2 separate regions of the Homo sapiens genome follow, and region 1 is linked to region 2. A link is a loop called in an ENCODE intact Hi-C map of the cell type or tissue named here. Cell type or tissue: endothelial cell of umbilical vein. All regions are shown on one strand.

The links. A loop is a pair of places that touch in the nucleus more often than their neighbours do. Peaks named below come from ENCODE experiments on the same cell type or tissue, not always from the same donor. Only the 100,000 strongest peaks of a DNase experiment are listed, where the experiment ranks them.
Region 1: it touches region 2 in a loop (4-fold over the local background); 93 of 110 quality-filtered maps call a loop at or near these places.

Annotation. Positions count from the first base shown.
Region 1 is chr22:25,473,567-25,478,566 of GRCh38, reverse strand. LOC124905094 (a long non-coding RNA gene) reads right to left here and starts at 4,993. Exons shown (of 2, transcript XR_007068036.1): 1 at 963-4,993; 2 at 1-379. In endothelial cell of umbilical vein, no CTCF peak of the experiment used is centred here; a DNase peak (open chromatin) is centred at 2,676; H3K27ac peaks cover 448 bases.
Region 2 is chr22:25,771,240-25,776,239 of GRCh38, reverse strand. It overlaps MYO18B (myosin XVIIIB), which reads right to left. Exons shown (of 44, transcript NM_032608.7): 7 at 3,730-3,906. Among named protein-coding and RNA genes, the nearest start is that of MYO18B, 32 kb to the right of the region's middle. In endothelial cell of umbilical vein, CTCF peaks have their summits at 1,561 (motif pointing left) and 3,100 (motif pointing right); no DNase peak of the experiment used is centred here.

The sequences.
Region 1 (5,000 bases), 300 kb after region 2:
CTTGCTATGGCAGCAGTGAGTTGGCAGAATACTTAGACACAGCATTCGTATCTATTGCTGCAAGCAAATCTACCCCAGAACTTGGCAACTTAAAACAATAAACAGTTGTTGTCTCACAGTTCCTGCGGGTCAGAAATTCAGGAGCAACTTTAGTCTGAGCAGTTCTGACTCTGGGTCTCTCATCAGGTTGCAGTCAGGATGTCAGCTGCAGCTGCAGTCTCATCTGAAGACTGAACTGGGGCTGGAGGAGCTGCTTCCAAGATAGGCCACTCACACAGCTGCTGGCTGGAGATCACAGGTCCTCACCACATGGGTCTCTCCACTGGGCTGCTTGAATATCCCCACGACATGGCAGCTGGCTTCCCTAGAGTGGGTGATCCTCAAGAGAGCGAGGAGGGAGCCACAATGTCTTTTATGACCTTGCCTTGGAAGTTGCACACCATCACTTCCACTTTGTTCTATTCATTAAAAGGGAGTCAGTAAGGCTAGCCCACACTCAAGAGATGTAGAATTAGGCTCCATCTTTTGAAGGAATTATCAAAGACTGTGTGAACATATTTTAAACCAGCACAGACAATATGATATAATGCAAAACTTGCCTCCAATTCTTTACCCTTCTTTGTATTCTCACCCTTGCCAAGCGACTTTGCAGTTCCTCCCGTTAAAAGAACAGAGTACCATTTCCCACCTATTGACCCTGGGTTTGGCCCTGTGACTTGCTAGGGTCAATAGAATGAGGCAGGAGTGACTCTGTGTGGTCCTGAGTCTAGGCCTCAAGAGACTTTGTGTGTTTCTGCTCACCCCCTTGCACTCCTGCCATGAGCAGGAGGGGAATATGCCAAGGCTAGTCCACTGATCCCAGGACAGGATGAGAGACACATGGATGAGCACACAGCTGCCCAGCTGAGCCCAGCCTGGCTCAGCCAACCCACATTAGACATGCGAGCTAAATCAACACTTACTGTCCTACAGCACAGAGATTTGGGGGATTGTTTGTTACACAGCATTACCATCACCACACTTAACTGACAGAGGCATGTGGGCTTGAAAGTCAGCCAGTCTTGGCTTCAAGTGTCAGCTCCCCCACTCTTCAGCCACGTGACCCTGGACAAAGCACTTCACTTCCCTGAGCCCCCAGCGACCTCATCTGTAAAATGGGTATCATGACATCACCTCTCTCATAGAGGCTTTGTGATGATTAAGATCATGCCAGTAAAGTGCTTTGAGCACCATCCTGCCCCATTGTGATTATTAGGAATGACACATCTGGGCCTATTGTCCCAATATTGATGTGCAGCCAACAGTAGGATTAATTCTCTAGCTCAGACACCTGCTATAGCTCCCTAGTTCCAGGTTCTCCAGTGTGGTCTCCCAAGGCTCCCTTCCCCCTCTCATGCTCACTGACCACTCACCCTCAGTCTCTTACCAGCCAGGACAGGCAGCTGATGAACATCTTGGACCCAGAGCTCCAGCCCCACACACCCGTGACCTTCCCTCCACACCAGGCCACCTCGTTGTCCCTGCTCAGCTCCTATGAGACTGTGGGACAGTCTCTAACCTCCCTGGGCAACTCATGTAGGGGTGGATGGCACAGGCTATTGAGTCAGCCACACTGGGCTCTGAATTCTGCCTTCACCACTTACCAGCTGGGTGACTTTCGGAAGTGATTGTACCTCTCTAGACTTCTGTTTACTCACCTGCAAAATGAGGGTCATTATAATACTTAGTTTATCAGGTAGTTGTGGGGATTTGATACTATCAGACATATAAAATCATTCTCCTATGCCAGGCACGTTTAAAGTGTAAGTACTGGTAGTTAGCTAACATTTACTACAACTAACAATAATGTCTCCATCTGTGAATGAAGGGGCTGGATTTGTCTAAAGTTTCTTTGGACACTGACGTTGGAAGCATAAGCTGAAGGGTTTCTGTGTGTGGGAGTACAAGGAGAAGAGTCCCCATGGACAGAATTCCAGGTTGTCACTTCCAACACTATTATCTGCTTTACATACTGGGATGCTTTATGTGAGGTTATCCAGGAAACAATTTCTTTGCTTAAAAAAAAAAAAGTTTGGGGCCAGGTGCGGTGGCTCATGACTGTAATCCCAGCACTTTGGGAGGCTAATAGGGGCAGATCACCTGAGGTCAGGAGTTCGAGACCAGCTTGACCAACATGGTGAAACCCCATCCGTCTCTACTAAAAATACAAAATTAGCAGGGCGTGGTGGCACATGCCTGTAATCCTAGCTACTTGGGAGGCTGAGACAGGAGAATCACTTGAACCTGAGAGGCAGAGGTTGTGGTGAACCAAGATTACACCATTGCACTCCAGCCTGGGCAACGAGAGCTAAACTCCATCTCAAAAAAAAAAAAAAGAAAAAAAGTTTGGAAACCACTGGATCAAGTGGTCTTTAAGGGCCTTCCCGGCTTTCCCTTTTGGGATTTCACTGCAAGAAGCCAACTAAAGGCTGAGCAGTGGGTACAAGGGGCTGCAGCGCTTAAGTTCAGCCTCTAGAAACTTCAAGGGCCAAGCAAAAGTCATTCCCTGGCTCCAGGCGTGGTGCAGTGCCTCTATGATCGCCACCCCCCGGAACACCCACTCTCTGATGGCTTCTGTCCTCCAGACCTCGCCATGCTCTGTTTCCTTTTGTGTATTTAAAACCCACTTCTTGGCTCCCAGCCACAGTCTGCTAGAAGTTAACAATGTGGAGCGGGGAGGTTGAAGACGCAAATCAAATAAACTCCCTGAACTGAAACCCCAGCAGTAGGAATCTTCAGAGGGCTGGCTGGTTCAGGGAGTGGGCTTTCCAGCTCCCTGTCTTTTTTGATCTTTCATTAAGAGCTTGTTTTGATTCTGTGGTTGCTACGATACGGGAGCATTTGGTGGCTGTTTCTAAGAGGCCACGTGGATGACTGTGTCTGTTCCACCTCATCACAAGAACACAGTGGGTGGCCAAGCTTGGAGGCTAAGTGAGGAGGGTAGGATTGGAGGTCAGGGACAGGGGCTGTTTAATGGGGTCTACAGGAGGAGCTGAGCTGGCTCCAAGGTGTGGCAACCACAACCACTGTTACCCACCCCATGGACATTGCCTGCAGAGTCTATTCACCTCTGACACGCTGGGTGACCTACAGAAAGTCTCTCCACCTCTCCGAGCCACAGTATACTTATCTGTCGAAGAAGGTGACTGAATGACATGTGCCTGAATGACCTCACAAGGGTGAGGAAAAGAAGTGGGACAAGAAAAATGAATCCTAGTCGAGTGTCGTTACAGGCTACACATCATCTCATGTCATCCTTACGACACCGCCATTTCATGGATGTAGAAGGTGAGACCCGGAGCAGTGCAGTGACCTGTTCAAAGTTGCACAGCCTGGGAGACGAGGCTGGGACAGCTCCACTCACACCTCCCATGCTCAATGTTTTTCCATTTTTAATTTTTTGTGGATACATGGTAGGTGTATACATTTATGGGGCATATGAGCTATTTTGATAGAGGCATGCAATGCATAATAATCATATCGGGGTAAATTGGGTATCCATCCCCTCAAGCAATTATCCTTTGTGTTTCAAACAATCCAATTATATTATTTTAGTTATTTTTAAATGTACAATTAAATTATTGTTGACTATAGCCACCCTGTTGTGCTACCAAATACTAGATCTTATTCATTCTAACTATTTTTTTGTACCCATTAACTATCCCCTCTTTCTCCCCTAACTCCACCCCGCCATCTACCCTTCCTAGTCGCTGGTAACCATCCTTCTACTGTCTCCATAAATTCAATTGTTTTAATTTGTAGCTCCCACAAATAAGTAAGCACATCCCCATGTTCAAGTTTTAGCTGCATAATAATTATGTTAAACACCTCATAGTACTAAGCGCTTCACAGACACTAATAGGTTAATCTTCACAACAACCTCTAAAGGAAGTACTGCTATTATCTCCATTTTTCTGGATGAAAAAACAGCGTCCTTAAGCAACTTGCTCAGTTGCTCAGCCCGTAAATTACAGATTTGGAATCTGAACCCAGTCAGCCCAGTTGCAGAGTTCTTGCTCTCGGCACGGTCACAAGGCCCCTCAAGGAGAGGTGGCCACCAAAAGAAAGGAAAGGGCTCCGGATGCACATGGTCTAATCACGGCAGCAAGGTGTACAGCAGCAGCCACTGGAAGCAACGCAAGTGTCCATCAAAACGGGACTGGGAGGCGGGTGGATCACGAGGTCAGGAGTTCAAGGACAGCCTGGCCAAGATGGTGAAACCTGTCTCTACTAAAAATACAAAAATTAGCTGGGTGTGGTGGTGGGCACCTGTAATCCCAGCTACTCAGGAGGCTGAGGCAAGAGAATCACTTGAACCCAGGGGGCGGAGGTTGCAGTGAGCTGAGATCACACCACTATAGCCTGGGCAACACAATGAGACTCCGTATCAAAACAACAACAACAACAACAAAGAGAGACTGGATTAATAACTTGCATTATACATATGCAGTGAAACTGTGCACACCAGCTAAGATGAATGATCTAAATCTACTATATGTGACAATATACAGTTGACCCTTCAAATATGGGTTTGAACTGTGTGGGTCCACTTATTCCTGGATTTTCTTCCATCTCTGCCACTCCTGAGACAGTAACACCAAAGCCTCCTCTTTTCTTCCTCCTCTGCTTACTCAATATAAAGATGACCAGAAGGAAGACCTTGATGATGATCCACTTCCACTTAATGAATAGTAAATATATATTCTCCTCCTTCTGATTTTCTTAATAATTTTTTCTTTTCTCTAGCTTACTTTATTGCAAGAATACAATATAGAATACCTACAACATACAAAATATGTGTTGTTCCACTGTTTACGGCGTTGGCAAGTCTTCTGTTCAATGGAAGTTAAGTTTTGGGCGAGTCAAAAGTTACAGGTGGATTTTTGACTGCATGAAGGAGTCAGTGCCCCTCCCTCCCTCATTGTTCAAGAGTCAACTGTAAATAAGTCTTGGAAACATAA
Region 2 (5,000 bases):
GAAATAAAATAAAGGAACAAACTGTAGATAAATAAAACCACATGGGTGAATCTCCAATGCATTGTGCTGCCTGGAAGAAGCCAATTCAAAAGGTTACATACCATACAATGCCATTTATATGGGTTTTTTAAGGTAAAACTATAGGGACAAAAAAACAGATCAGTGGCTACCAGGGGTAGAACTTGGGGCTGAGTTGACCACAGGGGGCCCAGAGAACTTTTGGGGGTGACGGGAACTGTCATGTAATTGATTGTCAAAGCAGTTATACAACTATACACCTTTGTCAAAAATGCTCAGAACTGTACACTAAAAAGGTGCATTGGACTATAATGTAAGCCTGATTTTTTTTTTTTTTAAGTCCCTGCTTGGTGGAGCTTGCCTTCTGGTGGGAAGACAGAGATGATCGATGAAAGAAATTAATTCAATTACAGTGAACGGGAGGCGTTTGAAAGCCACAAGCCTGGATGAGATCACCAAGGAAGAGTGTGAGAACAGAGCATCCTGACAGGGACAGGTCAGGGAGACCACAAGGAAGACTGACTGGGCGGCCAGTGGGCGGGAATGAAAACCAGGAAAGCGGAGTCTTAGAGCCGAGGAAGGGTGTGTTTCCAGGAAGAGGGAGGGAAATGCTGCTGAGTTCAGTAAGAGACCAGAGACTTGACATTGGATTTGGCAGCGAGGGAAGAGGGCAGGAGGTTACTGTGAGGTCAGCAGGAGGGCACCAAAAGGAAAAGAGGAATGGGCCCTGCTGCAGGAGGATGTCTGAAGCCCAAGATGCTGAGGGTGTCCACTGGGTCCGGCAAGGCCCCATCTGCCCTCCCTAGCGCAGTCCTTTGGCCGAACTAGGGGCACAAACCCTGGTGTGATGGCCCTCCCCTCAGCCTAGATGTCTAGCTTGGGGCTGGGGCTGTCTCCAATCCACTGTTGGCTCTTCCTGCTCCAAGCCCCTGAGGAACAGTCATGAGTCCCTATCCTGATGCCAGATGTAGGGCTCAGCAGGAACCTAATGCAGGCAAAGGAGGGATATGCCCCCACACTGGCTGGACACAGCCTTAGGGCTTAAGGCAGTCAGAGGGTCCTGGGGTCTCAGTCCTAGAGCCATCCCCCAGTCTGGGAAAACTAAAGTTCAATGAACGGGCAGTCCTGTCCATCAGCCTGCTCAGGCCCACTGCCTAGGGGGAGAAGGAAGAATTCTGCACATCCAGGTTCCTGAAGGCCCTCCTATATGCATGCATGCACACATGCCTTTGCATCTGTGTACATGTGCCCTTGCACGCATGCACAGAAGTGTGCTTGTAGGCACATGCACGCAACAGTTGCGGCGGGCTCTGCACACAGAGATGGGATCCACCTCTACCCACGGGGTCGCACCCATGCTCAAACTCACCCTCTTATTCACCTAGACCTCCATGTCCCCAGGCACACACCCAGACCCCAGCTGCCTGGTGGGGCTAGCCCCATAGTGAGAGAGTCCCCCGGTGTGTCCAGACCCCACCCAGCCCATCCTCGAGGTGGTCTCAGCCTCACCGCAGGCCTGTGCTCCCACCTGGTGGCCATTTGGGGAATCAGAGGTTGATCCGGCCTAAGGACAGGAGGTGGCTGTGGGTTTGAGTGTGGGAGGCTGGAAGACTTGAGGGAAGGGTGCGGACCAGTGCCGCACCCCACCCCAGGGTTAGGAAGGGAAGTAGGGGGATCTACCTTCAGAGTGCGTACCAATGCCTGCATCTTTTGGCGCTTTTGCCTAAGTTCTGATGCCTCAATCCAGGATGGCCAATGAGGACCTGATTGCTATCTGGGTCTATAAAAATGTCCCTTCCAGGGATTTCCAGGGAGCCGGAGGAGTCCCTCGGCAATGTGGACAGCTCAGAGGCCTTGGGCTGCAGCAACAGAAGCCTAAGCACTCACCACAAGGACGGGAGAGGGCACGTGCCAAGCTCTGGCCCACCCAGAGCTTCTGAGGTCCTCCCAGGCCCTTGACCATGGACAGCGGTGGTGGGAGAGCCCCTGGGAGTGACTGAAGGTGTGGTGTGGGTCACTCTGGAGGAGAAAAATCTTGGAGAGAGGGGTACAGGCCCACTATATCCCCTTTAATGGATTTAGCATTGCCTCAGGGACTAGGGATGGATTTGTCCCACAGGGCCCCAAAGGGCAAGATGTGTTTTCACCCCCAGTTGGCAGAGGAGAACATGGAAACCAGAAGAGGTATCATGATCTTTCCTAGACACCAGGTGTCCTAGGGGCTTCTGACTTCCCAGTGAGTCTCCAGAAGAGCACACAGGTAAGATGTCTCACCTCCGACAGGCCTCCCTGCCTCCACTGAGCCTCTTCCCATCTGTCCTCCACCCAGCAGCCAAAGGCATCCTTTTACAACCTAAGTCACAGCATGTCATTGCTCTGCTAAAAACCCCAGTAGGGACTCTCTCTAAGCCTACTCTGGCTCAGGAGGCTGCCCAGTTCATAAAAAATAGATACAAATCGGCCAGGCGCAGTGGCTCATGCCTGTAATCCCAGCACTTTGGGAGGCCGAGGCGGGCGGATCACGAGCTCAGGAGATCGAGCCCATCCTGGCTAACACGGTGAAACCCCATCTCTACTAAAAATACAAAAAATTAGCTGGGCGTGGTGGCGGGTGCCTGTAGTCCCAGCTACTCGGGGGGCTGAGGCAGGAGAATGGCGTGAACCCGGGAGGCGGCGCTTGCAGTGAGCCGAGATCGTGCCACTGCACTCCAGCCTGGGCGACACAGAGAGACTCCGTCTCAAAAGTAAATAAATAAATAAATACCCATAGTAGCTGCCATCCCACTCAGAGTGAAAGCCAGAATCATCACCCTGAGAACTGACACGGCTCTGTCCTGGTTTTTCCCAACCTCTCCCACCTCTTCCTCCACTCATCTGCTCGGGCCACTCTTATCTTTATTGTTGATGGACTGTCTTTTCTTCCTAGAACAGCAACTCCACAAGGGGAGGGTTGCTCGCCTGGCACCTTCCCTGATGTTCTTTGTGCGTGGCCCGGTAGGAGACCCTCAATCAATAGCTCAATCACTATGGGTTGAAGGAATGAAGGGGCCCACGCTTCAATGACTCGGCTGAGGTGCCTCGTGCGTCCACAAGGTGGCGCTTAGAGATTTCCTTTGCTCTTGCCCATCTCAACAAAAATTGGCCGTTTCTACACTTCCGAGGAAAAAAACTAAAGTACAACTGAAGCTTCTGTTTCCCCGTTGATGTGGGTGCTCAGGACTCCTGAGAGTTCAGCATGGGATGAAGAGCACACAGGAGCCCTGTATCCTGGGTTTTCTCCCAGCAACTCTGCTCGCTAGACCTGAGAGTTTAGCCTGCGCCTGGCCCAGCCGGCTCTTCTCATCTGTAAAATGGGCTAATCACAGTACCTGTGTTTTCAGGTGGATATGTGAGACTCAACTGAGTTAATACAAGAAGGTGCATACAGCAGTGTCTGGTAGAGTTCACACTCATTCAGTATTTTCTTTCGTTACTCTTGTGATATTTAATGCTGCTGTTTCTGTCCTAATGGTGACTGATCTTTCCCTCCAGGGAATGGGGGAATCTCATGGTCCATGCCACAGGATGCCACAATGCCGCGAGAAGGATGCTGCTTGCAGACAGGTCGACTGGGGGCTCTGATGGTTCTACTGTCACCTCAGATGCAGAGGGATCCCCCCAGGCCCCCCTGCCCTCAGCCCCTCAGCCCTGCCCACAATGGTCCCACCTCACCTTCCCTGCAGAAGGCACCGAGGGCCCCCGGGGCTGGAGGACAATCAGATCAGGCCCTGTGCAGGTGTGCAGCAGCTGAGCTTTGTAGCGCTGCAGAAGCGTGTTCAGGACACTGGATTCGTTGACACTGATGAGAGAGGCCAGGTCCTCGACCTGGTCCAGCTCAGGAGGGTTGGCCTGTGAAACCATCACACAGAGTCTCCTCTGGCCTTCTGGCCTTCTGGCCCCCTGCCCCCACCCCACCCCCCCGCAACCAAACACACACTAAGCCCTCCTCTTGAGAGCTATGTGCCAAAGACCAGAACAGAGCACAGGGACTCTGGATGGAAAGCAATGAAGCCCTACAAATAAAATAGGGCCATCCCTTCTCCTTGCCCTCTGTGCAACCTATGAGGCACCCCCTCTTCGCTGTGGTCCTGCACTCCATGCACCATGAGGGGAGACGCTCCCAAGGCAGACTTGACAAAATTCAAAACACTTTCTGGATCTCAAACACCACAAAAAGACAGGTGATGCTCCAGTGTGTGCGAGCATCCGCTGCCATTTCCTCCTCTTCTGGGTCTTACGAGGAAGCTCTCAATATGCTCCATGATACCCAGGAGTGGAGGCCAATGGCCAAACCACCTCACTGGTCTCATAGCCCATCATGCATTGATTCCTAGGAAACCACCCAAACCCTTAGAAGCAAGGGTTATGTGAAGCTGCTTCTTAAAACATCTGTTCTAAGAGGCGTCCTATTATTCTCTCCAGCTTCAGTGAGTTTTCTGAACCTGGTAGTCTCAGGTTTGGGCCAAGCTTGAGCCCTCTCATGGATCAGCCTTTCTTGCAAGGCCACTGAGCCTCTGTAAATGCCCAACGCGGGAGAGAAAGCCTGAGGTGGGCAGAGGAGGAGCAGAAAGGAATGCAGATGAGCAAGGAGGAAAACTCCTAAGATAGCAGGCTGTGAGGGGCGGGGGGAAAGGGCATGACAGAACCTTTCTTTTCTATCACTACACTGGGACTTGTCCTCAAAAGGATTTATGGTGCACAACAAAAATGTATTCAAAGCAATTTAAAGAGCAAAGCTGAAAGAAAGTTTGATGCCAAAATATAGGCCATTAGAACCTATGCTATGGTTAATGGCAAGCAGCAAATTTGGCTCTGAGTTCCCTGGCGGCCAGAGTGAAAACAGAAACATGCTGTGTAGTATGATTTGCAATATCCAATATCTATAAATTAAAAGCAGTCATTTTCTTGGGTCCATCAGAAGAACTCCCAGGGCCAAGACCTGA